Linked DNA regions of Homo sapiens: all the other regions are linked to region 1. Evidence: chromatin contacts called from ENCODE Hi-C or POLR2A ChIA-PET data. All regions are on one chromosome and are shown on one strand. Each heading gives the region's core, a stretch centred on a gene start or an enhancer-like site at or near the end of the contact. The rest is flanking DNA. Distances are from core to core; before and after follow the strand shown. Region 1 holds the start of DVL1 (dishevelled segment polarity protein 1). Region 2 holds the start of AGRN (agrin). Region 3 holds the start of HES4 (hes family bHLH transcription factor 4).

Region 1 (2,700 bases), core at 84-2,583:
CCTCCTCACTCCCCCCGTCGCTCCTGCCCCGTCCAGGCCCCCTCCTCACTCCCCCCGTCGCTCCTGCCCCGTCCAGGCCCCCTCCTCACTCCCCCCGTCGCTCCTGCCCCGTCCAGGCCCCCTCCTCACTCCCCCCGTCGCTCCTGCCCCGTCCAGGCCCCCTCCTCACTCCCCCCGTCGCTCCTGCCCCGTCCAGGCCCCCTCCTCACTCCCCCCGTCGCTCCTGCCCCGTCCAGGCCCCCTCCTCACTCCCCCCGTCGCTCCTGCCCCGTCCAGGCCCCCTCCTCACTCCCCCCGTCGCTCCTGCCCGGTCCAGGCCCCCTCCTCACTCCCCCCGTCGCTCCTGCCCGGTCCAGGCCCCCTCCTCACTCCCCCCGTCGCTCCAGCCCCGTCCAGGCCCCCTCCTCACTCCCCCCGTCGCTCCTGCCCCGTCCAGGCCCCCTCCTCACTCCCCCCGTCGCTCCTGCCCCGTCCAGGCCCCCTCCTCACTCCCCCCGTCGCTCCTGCCCCGTCCAGGCCCCCTCCTCACTCCCCCCGTCGCTCCTGCCCCGTCCAGGCCCCCTCCTCACTCCCCCCGTCGCTCCTGCCCCGTCCAGGCCCCCTCCTCACTCCCCCCGTCGCTCCTGCCCCGTCCAGGCCCCCTCCTCACTCCCCCCGTCGCTCCTGCCCCGTCCAGGCCCCCTCCTCACTCCCCCCGTCGCTCCTGCCCCGTCCAGGCCCCCTCCTCACTCCCCCCGTCGCTCCTGCCCCGTCCAGGCCCCCTCCTCACTCCTCCCATCCTGGGCCGCCCTCTAGTGGCCTCCGCGCTTCCTGCTGGGGTCGGGTCGGGAAGGCCTCCAGCCCCGCGAGCCCCGGAACAGTAAGCGCGGACGCCCCGCGGCCTCAAGGGACGCCTCGGAAGTCTCCCCTGCCCTGCGGAGAACCCCAGGACTAAATCCCTCCCGCCGCCGGGCGCTCCGACGCCTCCGTGCACGCCCGCGCCCCCGCGCGCCCCGCATCCGCTCGGCCTGCTGCCTGGACCCCGTGGGACCCGGCAGAGGGCACGCGAGTCGGGAGCCTTCGCGGTGGCGCAGAGCGACCGGGCGCCACCTCAGCGCCGCGCACCCGGCGTCCCCGGGGTCCCTCCGCCCGACCCGAGCGCCCCGGCGCCCACGGGCCCACAGCCAGCGGCGCGCGTCGCATGCGCCGGATCATAATGGAGCGCGGGCCCGCGCGCGGGGGCGGGGCCGGGGCGGGGCGGGGCGAGCGATGATCGCCTGCGTCTGCGCATCCTCGCCCCGCCCCCGCCGTGCGCCCCCGTGACGTCAACGCCGCGCGCTCGGGCGCCCCCCCGCGGCCACGCTCAGGACCCCGGGCCGGGCGGTCCCTTTAACGGCGCGGCCCGAGGGGCGCAGGCGGGAGGGCGGCGGGGCTGAGCGCGCCCTCCGTGCTGCGTCCCTCGCGCCGCTCCCGGGCCGGGGGCGGATGGGCGGCCGCGGGCCGCGGGGCAGCAGTCGGGACGCGCGCGGGAGCCGGGGGCGGCGGCCGGGGCCTGGGCGGTCGGGCGGGGGCGCCCGGGGGCCTCGGAGCGTCGGGGCCGAGAGCGGTGCGGGCCGGGCGGGGCGCAGGCGGGCGGGCGGGTAGCGCCCCGCGTCCGAGCCCCGGGCCGGGCCCTGAGCGCGCGGGCTCCGCGCCGCCGCCGCGCCATGGCGGAGACCAAGATTATCTACCACATGGACGAGGAGGAGACGCCGTACCTGGTCAAGCTGCCCGTGGCCCCCGAGCGCGTCACGCTGGCCGACTTCAAGAACGTGCTCAGCAACCGGCCCGTGCACGCCTACAAATTCTTCTTTAAGTCCATGGACCAGGACTTCGGGTCAGTCGGCCGCGAGGCCTGCGCGAGCCTGGCGCGGGCTCGGGGGTCGCACCTGCCCGCGCGGGGACGGGGCGGGGGTCCTGAGCCGTTCGCGCCCCCGGGGACCTGCGACCGCGACGCGCCTCCGCTAGATGCGGCGCGGGTGGCGGCCTCGGCCCGTGTGCGGCGCGCGCCCACCTGTCCGTGGAGCGGGGCGATGGCAGGCGGGGTTCCCGGCGTCCCTGGCCCCAGCTTCCCGGCCCCGAGTCCTGCCTTGGCCCGTGTCAGACTCGGTCGGCCGCATCGCTTCCACCGGGGCTGGCCGGGAGCGCCTGCCGTTGGTGCGGGCTGGGGTCAGGGGCGTGTCAGTGGGAAGGAAGCAGGGTGGGGTTCCCTAGCTGGGATGGGGAGACATGGGGGTACAGGTTCACCAACCTGTCTGCTAGGGTTTGCAGAAGCTTCCCGAGGGTCAAGACAGGTTCTCCTGGCCCCCTTCTGCAGGGTCCTTGTGACAGGGTGGAGGTCAAGGGCCACTGGTGACCATGAAACTTTATTCGCCTACCCGTGTCCTGAGCTTCCTGTGGGCCCCGTCCCCACTGAGCCACAAAGCACTTGCGTTCCCGGAGCAGCCCAGACCATCTGCTGTTTCGGGGCAGCCTGGGTCAGCGTCTCCCTGCTGGGCCTCGGTGGTGGTGTCCCAGGCGAGGAGACCCCTGCTGTGCTGAGCTGGGCCCTCTGGGACAGGGAGCAGGAGCCTGGCGGTCTGCTTGAGGCCTGGCCTGGCCCGGCCCAGCCACCAGTAACCTGAGTCCCTAGTCCCAGCTCAACAGTGCTGGGGGCGGGCTCAGGCCTCGTGGCCCCAGGAG
Region 2 (2,700 bases), core at 193-2,692, 330 kb after region 1:
ACGCACTCACGCACTCCCCTGAGAACAAAGCCGGGAGAAGCAGCCCCTTCCTCAGATCTGGGGGGCTGGGGCTGCCGGATGGGGGGAGAGACAATGGTTGGCCTGTCCACTGCGCAGCCCCTGCTGGGAGCCTCAGGACTGCGGCATCCGCAGGGACCCCCTCCAGTTGCGCAGGCAGAGCCTCTTCCACGCCCCCCAACAGTAGGCTCCAGGAGGCAGATGACCCAGGCAGGGGGAGGGCCTGGTGGCTTTCATCGCCTTCCCCCACCCCAGCCACACCCAGGAGCAGCGGGGAGGAAGTCGGGAAAATCCTGCAGGGGCCTGGCAAAGTGCCCTGGCCGCTGTGGAGGAGACTGGGCCGGCGGGGGAGCCCAGCTGTAGCCCGCACCGGCCAGTCTGAAAGAAGCTGCCACCTTCTCCACCTCCGTGGAGGGAAATGAGTGGATTTCTGGTCCCAGGAGATGGTTTTGGGGGTACACGGGCGCCGGCTCTGGGTCCCCCGAGCCCCTACTAGGAGAAGATGGTGGGGGTCCCAGCGTACCTACCCCGGGGGCTCCCAGAAGCACCTGAAGGAGAAACCAGGGAAACTTCCCCTCCCCGGGGTGGGGAGCCCCGGTTCCCGCAGGAGCGCGATGGGGCACCGGCCCTGCCCCCAAGCACACGAGGCCCGGTGACGGCCCCGCCCACCTCTCTGCTCCTGCACGCCCCCCCCCCGCACCACTGCGGCACCCCCCACCTGGCTCCCGGGGTTGGGAGCTCAGGCTGTGCGCCCCTTTTTCTCTCCTGACCAACCCCTCTCGCCCCGGGAAAGGCCTCTGGGGAGGGGAACAAGCGGATCCCAGGCCCAGCCCCCGCTCCCCGCCCGGGCAAAGGCCCCCCCTCCCCAGGCCCCTCTCCTTCTCGGCCGGTAGGGAGGGCGCGCGGCAGCCGCAGTCCGTGGGCGAGGTGCACTTGTCTCCGCGAGGAGGGAGGCGGCGGCGGGCGGAGGACGGCGGCGGCGCAGCAACTTTCCCCGGCGCCCGCGAGTTTCCCGGGACCCGGCGACCCCCCCTCCCGGGGCTTGGCGGTCGCCAAGGGAGCCGGAGCGGGGGCTGCGGAGCGACCGGGGCTGGTTCCCACGGCCTGGGGCGGGGGTCCCGGCGGGGCGGCAGGCGTCGCGAGGGGAGGCCGGGGTCCGGGTGGGCGCACCTTGCAGGAGTACGTGTGCTGCACCGGGTCCACGTTGAGGATCTCCTCCACCGTCCCGGTGAGCACCACGTTCGCCTCCTCCTCGCGCCGCTCCAGCGCGCGCTCCGGGCATGTCCCGCCGGCTCCGGGCAGGACGCACGCGGCCACCACAAGGAGCGGCAGCAGCGGCCGCAGCGGGCCCGGGTGGGACCGGCCGGCCATGGCGCAGGCGAGAGGCGGCGGAGGAGCGCGCGGGCCGCGCCGGGGACGGGACTGGACAGGACGGGACGCAGCTCCGGAGGCGGCGGAGCGCGGGCGGGCGGGCGGGGGGGGGCGGGGCCAGGGCGGCGCCCCTCCCCCTCTCTCCTCCCCGCCCCCCTACCCCCTCCCCGCGCCCTCCTCCTCCCCCTCCTCCTTCCTTCCCCCTCCCGCCCCCTCCCTCCTCCCTCCCCCGGCCCGCCCGGAGGCCGGCGACCCGCGCCGCCGCGAACAAAGCCCCGGGACGCAGCGCCCGGCGCGGCCGTGGGGCGGGAAAGGGGCGGCCCGGGAGGGGGCGGGGAGAGGAGAGTGGGGGGCGGGTCTGGATCCCGCAGGCGCCCCTCCCCCGCCGCGGCCCCCCGGAAGTGCGGCTGCACCCGAGTTAATGCCTAATCTGGAGGAGACGTGACGGGACTGCCGAGGGGCTCCGGGCGGCGCGGAGCCGGGCGGCAGGGCTCGAAGGCCGCCGGGAGGGGCCCCAGACCCGGCCCCGATCCCGCTCCGCAGGCCGCGCCCCTCCCCCGCGGGGCCGGACACCGAGGCTCGGCCGGGCCGGACCCCCCGGGAGCTGCGGCGCGGAGGCGGGTCCCGGTGCCGGGGCGGGCGCTGATTGGCCAGCACGGGGCGCGGCCCCGCCCCTCCCGGCCCCGCCCCCCCAGGCCCCGCCGCGGGGAGGTTCGCGCCCCCTTCCGTCCCGCGGCTGCAAGCGCGGGTCCCGCCACGCCCCTTCCCAGCTCTGGGCCGGGCGCCTCTGCAGCTTGGCCTGGCTGGGTGCAGGGGGAAACTGAGGGCTGGAGGACCCAAGTGGGAGCCTGGCCTAGCTGAAGATTGAAAGGAGGGAGCGGAGGCCCCCTTTGTCCCTTCAGAACTGTGTCTAGGCTGGGCGTGGTGACTCACGCCTGTCATCCCAGCACTCTGGGAGGCGGAGGCAGCAAGATCTCTTGACACCGGGTGTTCGAGACTAGCCTGGGCAAAATAGCAAGACCCCATCTCTCAAAAAAATTAAAAATTAGCTGGATGGGCCGGGCGCAGTGGCTCACGCCTGTAATCCCAGCACTTTGGGAGGCTGAGGCAGGTGGATCACGGGAGGTCAGGAGTTCGAGACCAGCCTGGCCAACATGGTGAAACCCCGTCTCTACTAAAAATACAAAAATTGGCCGGTGTGGTGGCAGGCGCCTGTAGTCCTAGCTACTTGGGAGGCTGAGGCAGGAGAATCGCTTGAACCCAGGAGGCGGAGGTTGCAGTGAGCTGAGATGGTGCTGAGAGGTGACAGCG
Region 3 (2,700 bases), core at 157-2,656, 350 kb after region 1:
AAAAGCTCCCCAAAAAGTTCCCCGACTCCCTCCCCGACCAGAAGCTCCCGGTTCTCGCTGGCCCAGCTCCCCCTCCCCACCTCCCTCGTCCCTGCGCCCCCTTCGCACCCTGGGAATGCCACGCCCTCCCTTGAGGCTTCCCCCCTGAGGACCCCCCACCCCGCAGAAGCCTTTGGGACCACCCGGCGTCAAGAAGGCTTTTGTCCACCCAGGCCACCCACCTAATTCGGTTCTCTTACGTGACTGCTGAGTCTGCCATCTGCCTCCTGCCCGGATTGAAAGCCCGGGAGGGTCTCCACACCCGGGCCCAGGCCAGGCTCTCCAGGGGGCTCAGGAAGCCTCCGCTGCACGGACGCGTGAGGCCGCCGGGGACCCCGAGTGCGGAAAGGACCAACGTGCCCCGCAGCGGCATTCGAAATAAAAACAGCAAACACGAAAATAACCACAGCCCTGTTTTACGCAACCTGCCCCTTTGCAGTTATATTAACAGTGGCCCCTCATTTTTCTGTGAGCCCCACTTTGCTGCTGCTGAGTTCGCCAGCGGGTCACCTGGAAGCACGTGGCGACACGGGCCACATGACGTCATCCCAGCAGGCTTGCGTCATCGCCCCGGGTGCCTGGTGACGTCACCAGCCCGCTCGCGTCACGCGCACGTTCTGCTCCTCGTGGTCCGGCCCGGCCCGCGCCATCACCGGCCCTGCTCTGCGGGGCCACCCGTGCGCCCCTTCGCCGTCCGCTGACTCCGCCCTCCCGCCTGCCGACCCGGCCGCCGACCTTCCCCCGGCTCTGTCGCTCCCAAGGCTTTCTGCAGCCCTCCGTGCTCCAGGCCGCACACCTGAGGGTGGGACCCCCGGAGGCCGAGCCGGTGTCGGATCAAACTCGGAGACCGAGCAGGGCCCAAACCGGGACCGGAGTGGGGACGGGCGGAGGAAGCCAAGAGGCTCGAGACCGAGGCTCGCCCACCCCTCGGCGCCGCCGGACCCTGCGCCACTGGGGGAATTTCCTTCCCGACTTCCCGCGCGGCCACAGCCCCAGCTCCGTCCAGCCCCGGCTCCCGGCCCCCTGGGCGGGAGAGTGAGCCCCGAGACTCCGCCCAGCCCCGGGGGTCCCGGGCCCCGTTCGCCCCCAGCGGCCCCTCCCGGCGCGTTGCTCGGCCCCGGCTGCATCGGGGAGCGCGGGATCACCCGGCCCTGTCCCCAGCGGTGTCGGAGGGGGGCGCGGGCGGGGGCCCCGCATGCCATTGTCGCCCGCGGAGGCCGCGCCCGGAGCCGAGGCGTGACTGACAGCGAGCGGGGGAGGAGCGCGGCCGTCGATTGGCTGGGGCGAGTGTGGGAAAGAATGCGGAGCCGGGTTCACACACCCCGCGGCGGCGAGGCCTTAAATAGGGAAACGGCCTGAGGCGCGCGCGGGCCTGGAGCCGGGATCCGCCCTAGGGGCTCGGATCGCCGCGCGCTCGCCGCTCGCCCGCCAGCCCGCCCGTGGTCCGTGGCGGCGCGCTCCACCCGGCACGGGGAGGCGCGGGGCGCACCATGGCCGCAGACACGCCGGGGAAACCGAGCGCCTCGCCGATGGCAGGAGCGCCGGCCAGCGCCAGCCGGACCCCAGACAAGCCCCGGAGCGCGGCCGAGCACCGCAAGGTGGGGTCCCGGCCGGGCGTGAGGGGGGCGACCGGGGGGCGGGAGGGACGCGGGACTCAGCCGGTGCCCGACCCGCAGTCCTCCAAGCCGGTCATGGAGAAGCGGCGCCGAGCGCGTATTAACGAGAGCCTCGCTCAGCTCAAAACCCTCATCCTGGACGCCCTCAGAAAAGAGGTAAGTCGGGGGCGAAGGCCCGAGACCCGGAGTCTGGGTCGCAGCTGACCTGGACCTCCCGCCTATCCCCGCCCCCAGAGCTCCCGCCACTCGAAGCTGGAGAAGGCGGACATCCTGGAGATGACCGTGAGACACCTGCGGAGCCTGCGTCGCGTGCAGGTGACGGGTGAGGCGCGGGCGGCGGCGGCTTGGAGGCGGGGGGAGGGCGCGGGACCCCCGGGACCCGGCACCGACCTCTCCTCCTGTGTCGCTCCCGCAGCCGCGCTCAGCGCCGACCCCGCCGTTCTGGGCAAGTACCGCGCCGGCTTCCACGAGTGTCTGGCGGAGGTGAACCGCTTCCTGGCCGGCTGCGAGGGCGTCCCGGCCGACGTGCGCTCCCGCCTGCTGGGCCACCTGGCAGCCTGCCTGCGCCAGCTGGGACCCTCCCGCCGCCCGGCCTCGCTGTCCCCGGCTGCCCCCGCAGAGGCCCCAGCGCCCGAGGTCTACGCGGGCCGCCCGCTGCTGCCATCGCTCGGCGGCCCCTTCCCTCTGCTCGCGCCGCCGCTGCTGCCGGGTCTGACCCGGGCGCTGCCCGCCGCCCCCAGGGCGGGGCCGCAGGGCCCGGGTGGGCCCTGGAGGCCGTGGCTGCGCTGAGGCTGTGGCCCTGAGACTGCATCGGAGGCGGCGCCCCGTTCTAGGGCCGTGGCCTTTGCCGAGACTGTAGCAGAGAAAACGTATTTATTATTCCAGAGTCTGCGTCACGAGTTTTCTTTCTTTGTCTTGGTGAAGAGTTGACTTTGGGAGCGCCCCGCAGCCACGCCGCGCCGGGGTCCCGCCCTCCTCCCAGGGCCGCGGTCTGCAGGTGGCTGGGGGCGTCGGGCGGGCCCGGGGGGGCGGGCTGGGGGCGGGA

The links. A loop is a pair of places that touch in the nucleus more often than their neighbours do. ChIA-PET counts read pairs that join two places held with the same protein, here RNA polymerase II (POLR2A). Pooled maps may share reads with other maps.
Region 2: a pooled map shows a loop between it and region 1 (10-fold over the local background). The contact joins the promoter of AGRN here to the promoter of DVL1 in region 1. A Hi-C loop is called at or near these places in 1 of 168 maps with a recorded cell type or tissue (CD8-positive, alpha-beta T cell), 4 of 37 single-sample maps with no recorded cell type and 9 of 50 pooled maps. POLR2A ChIA-PET finds 5 or more read pairs at or near these places in 2 of 52 experiments (HEK293 and MCF 10A).
Region 3: a loop to region 1 is called in a pooled map, with 2.6 times the contacts of the local background. The contact joins the promoter of HES4 here to the promoter of DVL1 in region 1. A Hi-C loop is called at or near these places in 5 of 50 pooled maps. POLR2A ChIA-PET finds 5 or more read pairs at or near these places in 4 of 52 experiments (H1, HEK293, MCF 10A and 1 more).

The regions. Positions count from the first base shown.
Region 1 is chr1:1,348,051-1,350,750 of GRCh38, reverse strand. It overlaps DVL1 (dishevelled segment polarity protein 1), which reads left to right and starts at 1,333. Exons shown (of 15, transcript NM_001330311.2): 1 at 1,333-1,855. The coding sequence starts at 1,686. RefSeq lists silencers at 712-861, 882-1,201, 1,302-1,481, 2,642-2,700 and an enhancer at 2,371-2,700.
Region 2 is chr1:1,018,862-1,021,561 of GRCh38, reverse strand. It overlaps AGRN (agrin), which reads right to left and starts at 1,442. Exons shown (of 36, transcript NM_198576.4): 1 at 1,189-1,442. The coding sequence starts at 1,389. RefSeq lists an enhancer at 1-170 and a silencer at 1,679-2,128.
Region 3 is chr1:998,803-1,001,502 of GRCh38, reverse strand. HES4 (hes family bHLH transcription factor 4) reads left to right here and starts at 1,406. Exons shown (of 4, transcript NM_021170.4): 1 at 1,406-1,637; 2 at 1,716-1,811; 3 at 1,890-1,977; 4 at 2,071-2,539. The coding sequence starts at 1,530. The coding sequence ends at 2,444. RefSeq lists silencers at 841-890, 991-1,370, 1,441-1,580, 2,131-2,440.